4 separate regions of the Homo sapiens genome follow, and all the other regions are linked to region 4. Evidence: chromatin contacts called from ENCODE Hi-C or POLR2A ChIA-PET data. All regions are on one chromosome and are shown on one strand. Each heading gives the region's core, a stretch centred on a gene start or an enhancer-like site at or near the end of the contact. The rest is flanking DNA. Distances are from core to core; before and after follow the strand shown. Region 1 holds the start of RAB5B (RAB5B, member RAS oncogene family). Region 2 holds the start of PA2G4 (proliferation-associated 2G4). Region 3 holds the start of SPRYD4 (SPRY domain containing 4). Region 4 holds the start of MARS1 (methionyl-tRNA synthetase 1).

Region 1 (3,577 bases), core at 600-3,099, 1.5 Mb after region 4:
TACAAAAATTAGCTGGGCGTGGTGGCGCACGCCTGTAGTCCCAGCTACTTGGGAGGCTGAGGCAGGAGAATCTCTTGAACCTGGGAGGTGGAGGTTGCAGTGAGACTCCGTCTCAAAAAAAAAAAAAAAAAAAAAAGAAATGTAGTGATAAAATATATTGGTAGAGACGCAGAAAAGGAGGAAGTACAGTAAGGGAAAATCCAATAGGCTCCAATCTATGAGGGACTAAGAAGGCTAGCAGACCATTAAAAATATGTGGGGAGGAGGGTACTCCACTCCTCTGCTTTGGCAATCTTTGTCTTTTTTTTTTTTGGAGACAGGGTCTCATTCTGTTGCCCAGGCTGGAGTGCAGTGGGAAGATCATGGCTCACTGCACCCTCGAACTCCCGGGCTCAAGTGATCCTCCTGTCTCAGCCTCCCAAAGTGCTGGGATTACAGGCGTGGGCTACTGCACCTCTGTATCTTTTTCTCTACTCACCATCTTCCCCAGATACTTCATAGTTTGACCCAACTTTCTAACAGCACAGAAATCTGGGCTTTTGAAGTAGACAAAGAACAAGGGGTGATGCCAAGCTTTTGAAATGGAATTTCTCACTCTTCCCCAAATCTCTTCCTCAGTGATATCACCGCATAGTTTCGGACCTGTTAACTCCATTACCTGCCTGGGAAATACCCAAGTCAAGTCTAAGTCCCACAAAAGTTTCACCAACTATGATCAGAAGATCTCCTGATGGCTGAGGATCTCTAAGCCCCTTTCCCATGTAGATAATGAAATAGATATGAAATAGATTCTCAGTTCTAGGAGACATGGTATTTGCTATAGACCACATTATTAAGTGGGAAAGAAGTGGACAAAACATGCCCCCAATCCAACTTCTTAGCTCTTTCATAGGACATGAAACAGTAAGTTAAGAAACAGACTGCAGTATAGACCAGCTATGAGGCCAACAGAAAGTGTAGGGGCTGAGTTTGGAGCAGCCAACAGTCATGGAAAAAAAAAAATTACTTTGATCTTCATCCCTACCCTGGGAGTTTTAAAAAGCTTCAAATTACCACATCTAAACACTAAAGGGAACAAAAGAGTGTGTACTCCCAAGACCCAGAGCCCCCAGCCCACCCTTCAGCATTCCCAGAAGTTCCCATAACTGATACCAGGCCCTGCTTCCATTACTTCAACTACCTTAGTCTTCTAGATTAATACAGCCTTCTTCATTTTCCCCAGTTCTCCCTCACTGAACCCAAATCTCTCTCAGCTCAACACCATAGCACCCTCAGTTCTTTTTACAATAGGCACTTTCCCTGAAAAGAACGCTTCTTACCCAACTAAGAACCCTTCTCAGGCCCTTCCAATGAACCTCTCTGCAGGGACCCAGCCCCAGTCACCCCCGGGGCTCGGGCGACAGGTCTGACCCTCCTCACCTCCCGGCAAATGGGCTTACCTCACCCGCTGCCCTGTTCCTTTCCCCAGCTCCTCCCTCTTCAGCGCTGCTTAATGAGGCCTGCCCCTGCCCTCACTCAAGCTCCAGGCCTCCAGCCCCCGGCCCTCGGCCTGGCCGCCGCCACAGCCCAGCCGCCTTCCCGACTCACCAACTTCGGGGTCCCAGGCCGCCCAGTCCCCTCCTCAGCGACCCCCATTAGGCCTGCCGGGGCCCGGCCCCCTTCTCCCCTCTCCGGTGGGCCACTCTAACCCCTCGCTTAGGACCAGACCCGCCTCCGCTCTCAGGCCAGGCTGCTCTCATCTCCCGGGCGCTTCCGCCCCTGCCCTTTGGGCTCCATCAGCTCGGTACCTGGGGCTCCGTCTCCCCCGTCGGCCCCAAGCCTGTGTCGAACAGACAAACAGCTGCAGCTCAACCAAACCCTCCTGCCCCTCCTTCTCCTCCTCGCCCTGGGGCGGGGCTCCAGCCAATAGCTCGATTACCCGCCTACCTTCGAGGGTGGGCTATATGTGCACTCATCCACCAATCCTCTGGAGAAAGGCGAGTCTCTTTGGGCGCTGTCACCAACAAGTACGAGCAAGGGACGCGACAGGCGGGGCCACAAGCCAATAGCGAGGGAGAAACCTCGAAGATGGACGAGGTAAGGAGCCATTAAAGAGCAAGCTCCTGAAGACAGGGGGCGGTACACTGCCGACAGGCGTATGTATCCACCAATAAAATCTCGACACCCCATGACCCCGCCTTTTGACTCATAAACATCTAATCAGGTGAGTGATGGAGGCGGGTCAAAGTGAAACTTTAACCAGTACTGCGAAAATACGGTACTTGACTGGCAGGCAAGGAGGGGTTGAAGGAAGCCTTAGGAAGGCCGCTACTGACCTTCGCCCCTCCCCCTGGACTTGGCTGGGGCTGGCTCTAGTGCCCTGCCTTCTATGACAAATTCGCGGGCGTAAAGGGAAATACCTCTTCTAGGGATCCGGAGCCTGGGAATTTAAGTAACCCTGACATCAGCGCTTCCTCCTTTTAGTGAGGCTTCAGTGGACAGGCGTATTTGGGGTGGCCGCGGGCGGTCTGAGATGTTTTTTGGTGGAATGAGACAATGGCAACTACAAGAAGTGGTAGCTTGGAGACGCTTTTTCAGAATCGTATGTAAATGTAAATAAAAGAATCTTTGGAAAACTTTTCTGTCTGTGATATGAAACAGAAAGGAAAAACGGCGGGCTTACTGGGAAATGCAGTGTCGAAAGGCAAATTCCCCGGGAGCCCTCTTCCTGCCGCTATGTATGTGCATGGGTGTGTGTATGTATGGGGTGTGTGTGCATATATGGTGTGTATGTGGTGTGTGTGTATTTGGTATATGTATACGTGGTGTGTGTGGTATATGTGTGTATATGATGTGTGTGTGGTGTGTGTATGTGATGTGTGTGTGGTGTGGTGTGTGTGTGGTATGTTGGCTGGGGGAAAGGAGGTTTGCTGGTGTGTGGAGAAAGTGAAGTAGGAAGTATATAGGCTTCAGTTTCCCCAGCCATAAATAGGGATGATAATAACCACTTTGTTCACCGTCAGCACTAGCCAAAATGGGGTGGGGTGGGCAGCCATGCACAGAGAGATTAGGAAAAGGGGTCTGAAATCAATGATCACATACACACATTCATATTCTGTCTCCCACCATTCTTTCAGTAAATAAGAGGAGGAAAGAGATGAACTATAAAACTAGGCACATTTTTTTAATGAGCTACAAACTAAATTACAAATAACGTTAATAGCAAGAGCACTCAAGGACAAGGGTGACAGAGACAAATCATAAAAAAAAAATGCTTTTTTTTTTTAGCACTGTCATTACAAAACCCCAAGGTGCACATGGCAACAAATCCACCCACTATGACCAAAAAAAAAAAAAAAAAGCCAACTCTACTATTGGATATAACCTGAAATATAAATATAATTGTTCATCCTTCTTTTAAAGAAATATTTTTACCCATGCCCTCACTCAATCACAGCCCTGAAAAAGTGTCAGCATTCTCAAAATGATGCCTAAACCCTAACTTCTAACTCCTATGGGGTAGGAGGTGGACGTCAGAGGAAAATGGGATCAGGGATCCTTGGCAACTGAACAACTAAGAATACTAAAAGGAAGAGAA
Region 2 (3,857 bases), core at 779-3,278, 1.4 Mb after region 4:
TGAGGACAGAATCCCATCATGTCAGCCTTGTATGTATTCATTGTCTAGTTACCACCCAAGGAATACCTGGAAGTTGAATTTAAGAGTTTCCATAATACTCCCTGGTGCCATTGCCCTGAGGCTGAAAGGTCAACATTCCCTTCTCTTCCTTACATTATGTGACAACTGGGTATATACAATCCATCTCCCTAGGCAAGGCCTCAGACTTTCCAAAGATGCTACCTTTGGTGTGACAGGACAGAGTTATGAACTTCAGAGGGTTCTTGCCATGGTATCCCCACATACACGCAAAGACTAGATGAAATTTATAGGCATCAGGGACAAGAAGGTAGACAGAATTGCTGACTCGAAGCCGATGCACTGTTAAATGTTACCGCATTCCTTTCTCAGACACTCTAATTAGGTGTTAGGAATCTCAATCTATATAGACTTATTTCCTCATAAACAAGTGCATAAGCCAAGGAAACTTAATCTAAGGTCCCTGGGTTTCATTTCGGGGGATCATGGCTTATCTAAAAGAAATATGAGGCCAAAGTTATAAACTGTAAGAGATTTTCTGATTCAAACCACTAGTATCTCAAATACTAAAAGGCACCAAAAACCAGGGTACGATACTAAATGTCCACTGTGATATAAAGCACAGGTTTGACTTTTGGTATCTCAGTTTTGGTGATTCTTTGAAAGCTGGTAAAACTCAGATTTTCACCCACAGGACGGGAGGCATCCTAAATACCTGTTCCCCACCATCTTTGCTGTTAAAACCATTTAAAAGCACAATGACAAGCAGTTTGTATCTCCCTAACTGGAATAAAATGGAAAGGCTAACTGGAAAGAGAGAAAAGAGAAAGTGGCATCTGCCTAGAGTGACAGGCAACTGCTGAGATCGTCAGAGCACACCTGGAGTAAGGATGACTTGTGAAAATCCTAAAATCAGTCCTCCCTTTTCCAGTAATGTTCACAAGCTTGCCTAGTTGGGATAAGACGGAGACCCCAAAACATTTGAGTTGTCAAGTCACTGAGAACAACAAATGTGAATGCTAACTAAGACTATCTGCACAGATTGGAAAGGTGGTAGTAATGAGTAACTTCAAGAAAAGCCATATATATCTCCAAGACTTGCATTAGAAGCTCCAGGAGTGCTCTCCAACGGTCTCCTTAGCTGGCCCAAGGTAGAAGGGGGCCCCCACCAGGGTAAGAGCTGAAGTAAAGAAGGAAAGGCTCCAGCAAAGCACGTGGTGGGGAAGCTGGTGGTGGGGAAGCTGGTGTCAGGGACACTAGCGGAGTAAGAAGGGGGCCAGCCATCCGCAATGGGACCCAGCAACACGTGCCGGCTTGGCTCCTGACGCCCCGGAGACGCTACAAAAACAGAGGGGCACTTCTGTCGCCAATAGCTGGGCGCTTCCTTTTCGAGGTGGCCTCGCCGCTGCCAGAATCAGAGGAAGCAATAATCGGGAATGAAGGATAGGAACAAGAGAAAACACGTCTTGCCTCCTAACAAACGGCCTCGGGTCGGAGCCTGCCAGGGTCCCCTCTCTGCGCTCATCCTGGTCGCCGACCCGCACCTCCATAGACTTCAGCCTGGGCCTGCCCGCTCAGGTCCCAGGCGCGACACCGGGTCTTCCCACCACGCCGTGCCCAGCGGACCGGTGCGGGCCCCTCAGTAGCTCAGTCCGCATGACCCCTCCGCTCCAGCCCCTTCCGGGCCAGCCTGTTACCTTTCCCTATCAGCCTTGATTCCCCGACCCCCGAGGCCGCACTCACTGTTGGCGATGTCGCCCCCCATCTTATACTTGGTCACGACCAGGTCCTCAGCGATAGTTTGCTCCTGTTGCTCGTCCTCGCCCGACATCTTCCTACTACCACCACTGCAGCCTCGTTTCCCCTGAGCCGCCGCCGCCTCTGTCTCCCTTCCCAGCCACAGGCTGTGGTCAGAGTCCCCTCGATCCTCGAGGAGAGGGCGAGCGAAAGCGCGAGCAAGCAAGGGAGCGGGCAGGCAGGCGAGAGCGAGAAGCTGCGAGCGCGCGGGCTGAGGCGCAGGGCACGCTGGGACAACTAGTCCTCTCGGCCGCCAGACTCTAGCCGCTCTCGAGGGCCTTCGAACTACAATTCCCAGCCTGCCTCTCGCGCTCCTAAGCCAGGCCCTGGGGCCTTGCCCTCCAAGGGCCTCGCACGCCGGAATCGCCGGGCACTCTGGGAAGGGTCAGGCTCCGGCGGGAAGGCGGAGCCGTTGGGGAGCTTGAGGGGAAGCGTGGTCTCTCCCGGAAAAACCACTTCCACCGAGAACGCTGAGCGAGAGCCAGTAACAGAGAGGGGCGGGCTGAGGGGAGAGGGGCGGAGCTACGGCGGGGAAATAGGTTTAAAGTCGAGCGGGCAGGGGTGGAGTAGAGTGGAGCCGCAGCGGGTGGGCAGTGTCTACACCTAGGTCGGGGAGGCTGGGTGCGCCCTTCTTCGGATCCCTGGGTCGGCTGGCGAAACCCGCCCAGCCGGTCCAGTCGTCCTCCGAAGCTGGGAGAACAGGGAGGGGCAGACAGGTGGAAGAAGACCAAGGGTGCTGGTAACGGGGGCTAACTGGGCAGCCAGACACCGGAGGGATCATCCATTTAAAGGCCTCGCAATCTAGAGGCCGGACTCCTAATGAAGTAACATGACTTTATTGTTCCAATAACAGGCACCTGGATGGAGCACCTAAGGGAAGTGTTCAGAAAGACATGTTTGTTGAGAGTTCTTACCGTGAAAAAATAAAAAGATTTGATGACTTTTCTAAGATAATGAATTCAGAAGCATCTGGAGGTTTCAGTGTTTGGCCTCTGAAGGAGGGCTTATAGGGCTTTTTATAAGTCCTAAAGCACGTAGGTTCTTTTTGTTATTCCCAATTGGTTGCCTTGTAGATTCCTACTAAAACCCTTAATGAAAAGGACTATGCGCTATGGTTGTTCTAAAGAAATAGAAGTAATAGTAGGACTAGAGAAAGCTGCATGGGACAGAGTAGCACTGTCAGAACACAGAAAGGTGAGTATCCACTGCTGAGGAGCAGATCTCTTATCTAACATACGAAATGTCTTCATTTGACAGACAGGAAGCTGAAAAAAAACTTTGGCATTTTTATTCAGACACGTATAAAAACAAAACAAAAAACTTCAGTGATACAACAGACGTTTTCCCTTAGTTCCCCATCCAAGGGGACAGAGGTGTGCAGCTGAAGCTGGATCTTTTTTCTGTCCTACCTGGAAGCTTCTCACTGCTGGATGAGAATGGCTTCTAAAAGTGGATCTTGGGGATCCTTGTGAATTTGCCCTCGGATAAGGAGTGAAGATCATTTACGGCACATGTGGATTATGGTTTACACAAAGATGTCCAGTTATTTTTCCTTCTGACTACCCCCACCACCACTTCCTGAGATGAGATGTCTAGGTATAGGAGGATGTGGCTGTTGGGGTTAGACTTGATTCAGTGCAAAAACAAGAAACAGTGCCCCTTAAACAAGGGCTGTAACTTAAATCAGTTTTTCTTGGCACCTTACAATAAGAGCACATGCACAGGAATTGGGAGGATTTTGCATCCTGGATCTACTGCTTAATTTATTTCATCTCTTTAAGGCTCAGTTTCTTTTTTTTTTTTCCCCTGTAGAGACAGTGTCTTGCTATGTTTCCATAGGCTTATCTCTAATTCTGGGCTCAAGTGATCTTCCCATCTCAGCCTCCCAAAGTGCTGGCTGGGATTACAGGCATGAGCCACTGCACCCAGTTCTAAAGTTTTTTTTTTTTTTTTTTTTTTTTTTTTAAAGAGATGGGGGTCTTACTATGTTGGCTAAGCTGGTCTCAAACTCCTTGCCTCAGGTAATCCTTCTGCCTCAGCCT
Region 3 (3,605 bases), core at 165-2,664, 1.0 Mb after region 4:
TCAGCCATCTGGTAGAGCCCCAAGAACAAGTTACATGTGGACAAAGGGAGGGAGAGGTATCATGGTGATTAATAAATTCAAACAAAGCTGAATGATAAGACCCCAGGATGGAATACAGTCTGAGAAAGGCCTGGGCAAAGGGAGGCAGAGGGACTGAAGGAAGCAGGTCAAGGAAGATACACCCATGGTAGCCTAGGAAATTGGCAGTAGTTGGTGGGTGGGGAAAAGGAGGGTTTGGCTGTATGCCTAGCTTTCACAAGGTAGGGGATGAGGAAGATGATCATGATATTGCACAGAGGACCCAACACTGAATTGTGGGAGCTAGAGGTTGCTTGAGGCAAAGTAAAAAGGCTTCGGACACTTTCAAAAGGAGGCTGGCCAAAGGCGTGATTAGGGACTCCAGTAATGGACATACTAGAGGCCCTCGGGCACCTCAAGCCCTGAATGGGTCAGCAGCTCCCCATCCCAGAGAGCAAAGGCAGGCACCACTGGACCCCGGAAATCTGTCTGTAGCGTGTGAACCACAGAGACCTGGCTCACATCCACCAGGCTCAGCTTCTGGGCCTCATACTCCAGCAACAGCCCCACCTTCTCTGGCTGCCCAATACCCTCAACTGGGGCTTTCTCGTTGGCCAACATGGTGTACCACTTGCGCTGGGCATAGGTGAACACCCAGGAACGATCATCAACACCAATGCAGCTATCCCGGGACATGTCCACATCTGCCACTCCTATCCGGAACTGCTGGGAGCGCTTCACTGTCACTTCCCAGTAGTGTCTGCCACTGGTGACCGCTGTGTCTGCCAGCACCACTGCCCACTCCCGGAAGCGCTCCACATTCAAGGCCACCTTGGTGGGCTCCAATCCCACCAAGCCATATTTGACACCCGTATCATCTCTGAAGAGTGCCAGGCTGCTGTGGGCGGTTTTTTCTTCCAGTTTGAAACTGACGCCTGCGGGCAGAGCAAAAAGACGGGATAATAACAGGGGCTAGAACCCTAGGGCTGGTGATATATTCAGATATGAGGCAGGCAGCCATGATACACGAGCAACTAGGGAAGAGTCAGAATGCCAAGCGGGCAAGAGAGTCGCGAGGTCGCTTTACTACGGATAGCTCACGGAGCTGAAAAACTCGGATTGAGTAAGTCCCGGAATTTAAAGAAACCAAATGGTATCACAGGTTTGGAATCTTAAGACCAAGGCAGGTGGGGAAGGAAAAGACCCGAGAGGGTTGGAGTTGCTTCTCGGAGTGGGGTCTGGGAATAATAGACGGCAGCCATTCTGGAGGTAAAAGAGTAAAAAGAGATAATCCTACCTCTCTGGGCCTCTGTGGAGGCAACTCCCAATCGTTTGGCTCCCCAGCGGCACAAGCGCAAAGAACGTGCAAAAAGCAGCGCCATCTTGCGCCTTGGATGAACCGGGCACGCCTCCCGCTTACAGACACAGCCATCTGCCCGCCCGCTCCCCTAGCACGTGGTGCGCGAGGGGCGGCCGCGCAGTGTTATGACGTAGGCGACGCCCGGGGGCGGGCGGCCGCCAAGGTAGTGGTTTCTGTTCTGTTTCTGCCCGCGGTTAATGCTGCTTATTCAGTTTTTCTGCGTAGACGAACGCTGCTCACATTTGAACTACGTAAAACTTTTAGAGATATAGTGTAGCCAGATGCTTAGAAGTATAGATTTTAAAATTAGACAGTACTGTAATTAGCTTTGATCCCGGCTTCACTGTGTGAGTTTGGGCAACTCACTCCACTTTTCTGAGCCTTAGTGTTCTAATTTATAAAATAGAAATTATATACAGACCTTAGTAATAATTAAGTGAGAATAATCTAGGCCGGGCGCGGTGGCTCACGCCTGCAATCTCAGCACTTTGGGAGGCCGAGGCAGGCGGATCACGAGGTCAGGAGATCAAGACCATCCTGGCCAATATGGTGAAACCCCGCCTCTACCAAAAGTACAAAAATTAGCCGGGCGTGGTGGCGCGCGCCTGTAATCCCAGCTACCCGGGAGGCTGAGGCAGGAGAATCGCTTGAACCAGGGAGTGGGAGGTTGCAGTGAGCCGAGATTCTGCCACTGCACTCCAGCCTGGTGACAGAGCAAGACTCCATCTCAAAAAATAATAATAATTAATCTAGATATATATTGGCAAATAGCAACCATTGGGTAATTCACAGTTGTTTATAATTAATAGTAAATACATAAATACTGTTAATGTTGGTTTTGTATGTTCAAGGCTAGGAACGGATGGTTTAACTCAGCATTCAGTTTTCTGAACTTAACCAAGAGTAGCAATATTTTGGTTCAGGGTATGAGGTAGGAGATTATGGACAGCCTATATTGAACATTTCGATCTGCATTCCATTTTATTTTATTTTTTGAGACAGGGTCTCATTCTGTCACCCAGGCTGCATGCAGCACAGTGGCGCAAACACAGCTCACTGCAACCTTCATCTCCGAGGCACAAGCGATCTTCCTGCTTCAGCCTCCCATGTAGCTGGGACCACATGTGCACGCACCATGCCCCGTTAACTTTTTTGTAGAAACGGGGGTTTCGCTTTGTTGACCAAGTTGTTCTCGAATTCTCGGGCTCAAGCCATCCTCCCACCTTTGCCTCCCAAAGTGCTGTGATTACAGGTGTTAGCCACTATGCCAGGCCTACATTTTTTTAATCAGTCCACTTCTCAAGGTTCTGCTGGCCAGTGCAATAGCAACATACATCCCACCTCCATCCTCCTACCCCTCAAAAAAGGATTTTAGATATATATTTTTAAAATGTATATTCTGAGACGGAGTGTCACTCTATCACCCAGGCTGGAGTGCAGTGGTTTGATCTTGGCTAACTGCAGCCTCTGCCTCTGGAGTTCAAGCAATTTTCCTGTCTCAGCCTCCTGAGTAGCTGGAATTACAGATGCCCACCAACCACACCTGGCTAATTTTTTTTTGAGACTGAGTCTCACTCTGTTGCCCAGGCTGGAGTGCAGTGGCGCAACCTTGGCTCACTGTAACCTCCGCCTCCCGGGTTCAAGCAATTCTCTTGTCTCAGCCTCCTGAGTAGCTGGGACTACAGGCGCATGCCACTACGTCCGGCTAATTTTTGTATTTTTAGTAGAGACGGGTTTCACCATATTGGTCAGGCTGGTCTCAAACTCCTGACCTCAGGTGATCCACCCATCTCAGCCTCCCAAAGTGCTGGGATTACAGACGTGAGCCACTGCACCTGGCCTAATTTTTGTATTTTTAGTAGAGACAGGGTTTCACCATGTTGGCCAGGCTGGTCTCGAACTCCTGACCTCAAGTGATCCACCCACCTTAGCTTCCCAAAGTGCTGGGATTACAGGTGTGAGCCACCACACCTGGCTTCTGGCCTAGATATTTAAAAGCCTAAATAACTAACCAAAAATTCTTCCTCCTCTCCCAGAGTGGTAACTGCCTTGAATGATGCACATGGCCCTAGTTCAGGCCACTGTCATCCTTGGCCTTAAGGCTTTCTCATTTCTTTTATTTATTTATTTTATTTTATTATTTTTTTTATTGAGACTGAGTCTCACTCTGTCACCCAGGCTGGAGTGCAGTGGCAGAATCTCGGCTCACTGCAACCTCCACTGCCCA
Region 4 (3,860 bases), core at 103-2,602:
AATGCAGGGGACATGAGTCAGGATGGCCACGCAGAACAAGGGCCTGCCTGACATCCCCCATACCTTAGTCCTACCTGCAGCTCTGTCGCTTCCCATTCCAGCCACTGGTTAGTGAGGTCATCTTGCTCCCAGCCAGATAACAAAAAAAAATATCTGCCCAGAGAGAGAGCAACAGATGATGGACTTAGAGGGGCCCATTTAGCCCATTTCTCATCACACAGGGAAACAATGGCTGCAAATAAAGCCACACAAATGACAGTGAGGCCTGATTTGATTCAGCCACCTCCCTACACCAAGGACCAATACTGACCGGCAGATTGCACTAGTGGAGAAGAGGTAGTTGCCGCTATCCAGCTGCAAGACAGGGACCTTAGGCCGGGTCAGGAACGGGACCACACAATCTGATGCAAGAATGGAAAATGGGTTAAAAAAAAAAAAGGAAAAGAAAAGAAATACTTTGTCAACTTAGGATAACCTTGCATTGTTCAGTGAGTAAAAAAAGAAAGATGGGCAGTCTCAACCCAGAAGTTCCAGGATAGGACCACTGAAAGGGGGTGGTCCGGAATGGGCTGGAGAGGCCAGCAGGTGTTCAGCTGAAACTGCCAGCTGGAAGCAACAGATGGGGACTGCAGAGGAGGTGGTGGTATTGGGATAGTGCTGCAGCCAAGAACTTAACGACTGAAAGTAACTGGGATATCTTCATAATTATCTGAAGGTCACAGTGGGAGAACAAAATTAAAAGAACTGAGAAGACTTACAAGAGAACCTCCTAAGAGTCACCCAAACAATCGGCTGAGAATGAGAAGAGGTAAACAGAAAGGAACGTGTGTGTGTGTTAGGAGGGGAGAGAGGGATTTCCTAAGAACACAAAAGGGTGCCTGGGGGCTGTCATGCTAGTAACTAAAGAGCAGAGGGGGATGCCTGATAGGTGTAGGAGAAGGTTGGGAAGGGAAGAGCAGTTTACTGGGGTGAGGCGGGGACCGGGAAGACGGAAGAGGGGAGGAGAGAGATAAGGGAAGGGTATTATATTGAGGGTAATTAAAGGAAGTGAAAGATGTGACTGGGAGGGAAGAAGGCGTGGAGTGATCAAGGATAATAGGAGAAGTGGTCGATTGGGGTGTGTGGCGAGGGCTAGGGGTTTGGCAAAGACAGCTGCAGAGAATCTGGCGTGTTTCGGTCCCGCCCCCCCATCCACCGCCCACCAGCACCAGCACGAGTACCTTCCGGGCCTACAGTGCTGATGAGCACCTCTGCTCTGCCCCGGGCTCTCCCGGCGGCGGCCAGCACCGGCAAGCAACCCGGGACGCCATCACTCACGAACAGTCTCATTTCGCCGTGAATCCCTCGCTGATGCAACCGGAACCGGCCTCCCGCTTCTGAGTTCAGCGGCCTCCGCGAGGCACGCCGGGAAATGGAGTTCCGTATTAGGCCACTGCCCTGGCACCGCTACCGGAAAGTAGACTATTTCTCCCATCATGCAACGCTAAGACACAGGAAAAGACTATCATCGAGATGAAGAGGCCGCAGATGCGGGCTAGACTGCACTTTTTTTTTTTTTTTTTTTTTTTTGTGAGAGGGCGTCTCCCTCTGTCACCTGGGCTGAAGTGCAGTGGCACGGTCTTGGCTCGCTGCAACCTCTGCCTCCAGGGTTCAAGTGATTCTCCGGCCTCAGCCTCCCATGCAGCTGGGACTACAGGCACGTGCCACCACGCTCGGCTAATTTTTGTATTTTTAGTAGAGGCGGGCTTTGACCATTTTGGCTAGGCTGGTCTCGAAGTCCTCACCTCAGATGATCCGCCCGCCTCGGCCTGCCAAAGTGCTAGGATTACAGGCGTGAGCCACTGCGCCCGGCCTAGAGCAGCACTTTTTTTCTGGAGATCCAGAAGAGACGTTTAGGTTTTAGGGCAAGTCGCACTTTTATCCTCTTACGCTGCTGGAGGGCGGTGACTGAAGCCGCGGCTGCTTCTCTTGTTGTGGAGAATGAAATGGCCATGTCATAACAGCAGCTACTCGCAGTGGCTCTCGATGCAAGCTCTTAACGGTCAGAGTTTTAGAGTTCGGAGTTACCATGTGCGGAATTAGTGACAAAGTGGAAGTTAGTGTACATATCCATCCTATCAACAACAACAACAAAAATGTACATAGGCCGGGCGCGGTGGCTTATGCATGTAATCCAGCACTTTGGGGAGTCGAGGCGGGCGGATCACCTGAGGTCAGCAGTTCGAGACCAGCCTGGCCAACATGCTGAAACCCCGTCTCTACTAAAAATACAAAATTAGCTGGGCATGGTGGCAGGCGCCTGTAATCCCAGCTACCCGGGAGACTGAGGCAAAAAAAATCGCCTGAACCCGGGAAGCGGAGGTTGCAGTGAGCCGAGACCGCGCCATTGCACTCCAGCCTGGGCAACAAGAGGAAACTCCGTCTCGAAAAAAAAGAATGTAGACAAGTAAAATATTAATACCAGTCTGAGTTCATATACAGCTCGACGTCTCATCAAAGGGGTAGAAGAGCATCTCTTTTTTTTTTTTTTCTTTGAGACGGAGTCTTGCTCTGCCCCCCAGTCTGGACTGCAGTGGCGCGATCTCGGCTCACTGCAACCTCCGTCCCCCGGGGTTCACGCCATTCTCCTGCCTCAGCCTCCCGAGTAGCTGGAACTACAGGTGCCCGCCACCACGCTCGGCTAATTTTTTGTATTTTTAGTAGAGACGGGGTTTCACCGTGTTAGCCAGGATGGTCTCGATCCCCCGACCTCGTGATCCGCCCGCCTCAGCCTCCCAAAGTGCTGGGATTACAGGCGTGCAGCCGCGCCCGGCCAAACATCTCTAGGGAAAAGATGAAATTGAGAAGTAAGGCCGGGCGCGGTGGCTCACGCCTGTAACCCCAGCACGTTGGGAGGCCGAGGCGAGCAGATGACTTGAGGTCAGGAGTTTGGGACCAGCCTGGCCAACGTGGTGAAACCCCTTCTTTAGTGAAAATACAAAAATTAGCTGGGTGTGGTGGTGCACGCCTGTCATCCCAGCTACTCAGGAGGCTGAGCCAGGAGAATCACTTGAACCCAGGAGGCAGAGGTTGCAGTGAGCCGAGATCGTGCCTCTACACTCCAGCCTGCACAATAGAGCAAGACTTCGTCTCAAAAAAAAAAAAATTGAGATTCAAGATGGCTAAGAGTTTGGCAATAAGTATATATTATGCAAGGAAGCACATACCTGTTATTGAGAAAGGGACGCTTCTTATTCATCTTTATATTATTTTAAGAATAATTAATATCTAATAGTACTTATGAGCTAGGCACTGTTTTAAGCACTTTATATTTGATCTCAGAAAATTCTATGGAGGTTCTGGGCCTTTTGAAGCTAGGCCATAAGAAGTTTTGCAGCTTCAGTTGCAGGCTATCTAGCACACTGGTAGCTTTGAGCTGCCATGTAAGAAATCCTACCACTTTGAGCTGCCATGCTAGAGAGGTCTCATGTAGATATTCTGTCTGACAACTCCAGCTAATCCCAGCATTCCAGTCATCCTTACCAAGGTGCCAGACTTGTGAGTGAAGCCTTCCAGACCAGCCCATCTGCCCACTGAAAACTCTTAAGTAACCCTTGGTAGGGTCTCAAGGCCACATGAGATAGAAGAATCACCCACCTAAGGCCTACCCAAATTTCTGCTCCATACCTATACAATTGTTAAACTATAATAAAATGGCTGTTGTTACATTAACAACAACAAAACAAACAAACAAAAAACTAGGCCAGGCCCAGTAACTTATGCCTGTAATCCCTGTGCTTTGGGCAGCTGGATCACTTGAGCCCAGGAATTCAAGACTGCCTGGCCAACATAAAAAAAATAGTTTTTTTGTTTTTTTTTTT

The links. A loop is a pair of places that touch in the nucleus more often than their neighbours do. ChIA-PET counts read pairs that join two places held with the same protein, here RNA polymerase II (POLR2A). Pooled maps may share reads with other maps.
Region 1: a pooled map shows a loop between it and region 4 (5-fold over the local background). The contact joins the promoter of RAB5B here to the promoter of MARS1 in region 4. A Hi-C loop is called at or near these places in 4 of 50 pooled maps. POLR2A ChIA-PET finds 5 or more read pairs at or near these places in 2 of 52 experiments (WTC11 and activated T-cell).
Region 2: a pooled map shows a loop between it and region 4 (15-fold over the local background). The contact joins the promoter of PA2G4 here to the promoter of MARS1 in region 4. A Hi-C loop is called at or near these places in 1 of 168 maps with a recorded cell type or tissue (naive thymus-derived CD4-positive, alpha-beta T cell), 4 of 37 single-sample maps with no recorded cell type and 8 of 50 pooled maps. POLR2A ChIA-PET finds 5 or more read pairs at or near these places in 1 of 52 experiments (GM10248).
Region 3: a loop to region 4 is called in a pooled map, with 5 times the contacts of the local background. The contact joins the promoter of SPRYD4 here to the promoter of MARS1 in region 4. A Hi-C loop is called at or near these places in 1 of 37 single-sample maps with no recorded cell type and 4 of 50 pooled maps. POLR2A ChIA-PET finds 5 or more read pairs at or near these places in 1 of 52 experiments (CD8-positive, alpha-beta memory T cell).

What each region holds. Positions count from the first base shown.
Region 1 is chr12:55,972,350-55,975,926 of GRCh38, reverse strand. It overlaps RAB5B (RAB5B, member RAS oncogene family), which reads right to left and starts at 1,849. Exons shown (of 6, transcript NM_002868.4): 1 at 1,788-1,849. CDK2 (cyclin dependent kinase 2) reads right to left here. Exons shown (of 7, transcript NM_001798.5): 7 at 3,138-3,577. RefSeq lists an enhancer at 1,956-2,105.
Region 2 is chr12:56,102,730-56,106,586 of GRCh38, reverse strand. PA2G4 (proliferation-associated 2G4) reads right to left here and starts at 2,028. Exons shown (of 13, transcript NM_006191.3): 1 at 1,762-2,028. The coding sequence starts at 1,849. It overlaps ERBB3 (erb-b2 receptor tyrosine kinase 3), which reads right to left. Exons shown (of 28, transcript NM_001982.4): 28 at 3,082-3,857. It overlaps LOC105369782 (a long non-coding RNA gene), which reads left to right and starts at 2,168. Exons shown (of 2, transcript XR_944995.4): 1 at 2,168-2,299; 2 at 2,669-2,773. RefSeq lists enhancers at 1,754-1,973, 1,984-2,333.
Region 3 is chr12:56,466,387-56,469,991 of GRCh38, reverse strand. SPRYD4 (SPRY domain containing 4) reads right to left here and starts at 1,414. Exons shown (of 2, transcript NM_207344.4): 1 at 1,316-1,414; 2 at 1-953. The coding sequence starts at 1,400. The coding sequence ends at 415. RefSeq lists enhancers at 567-696, 1,117-1,166, 1,487-1,666, 1,677-1,746.
Region 4 is chr12:57,485,560-57,489,419 of GRCh38, reverse strand. MARS1 (methionyl-tRNA synthetase 1) reads right to left here and starts at 1,352. Exons shown (of 21, transcript NM_004990.4): 1 at 1,221-1,352; 2 at 311-401; 3 at 75-153. The coding sequence starts at 1,329. It also overlaps a transcript of ARHGAP9 not described here. RefSeq lists enhancers at 481-1,427, 1,225-1,614, 1,428-2,375.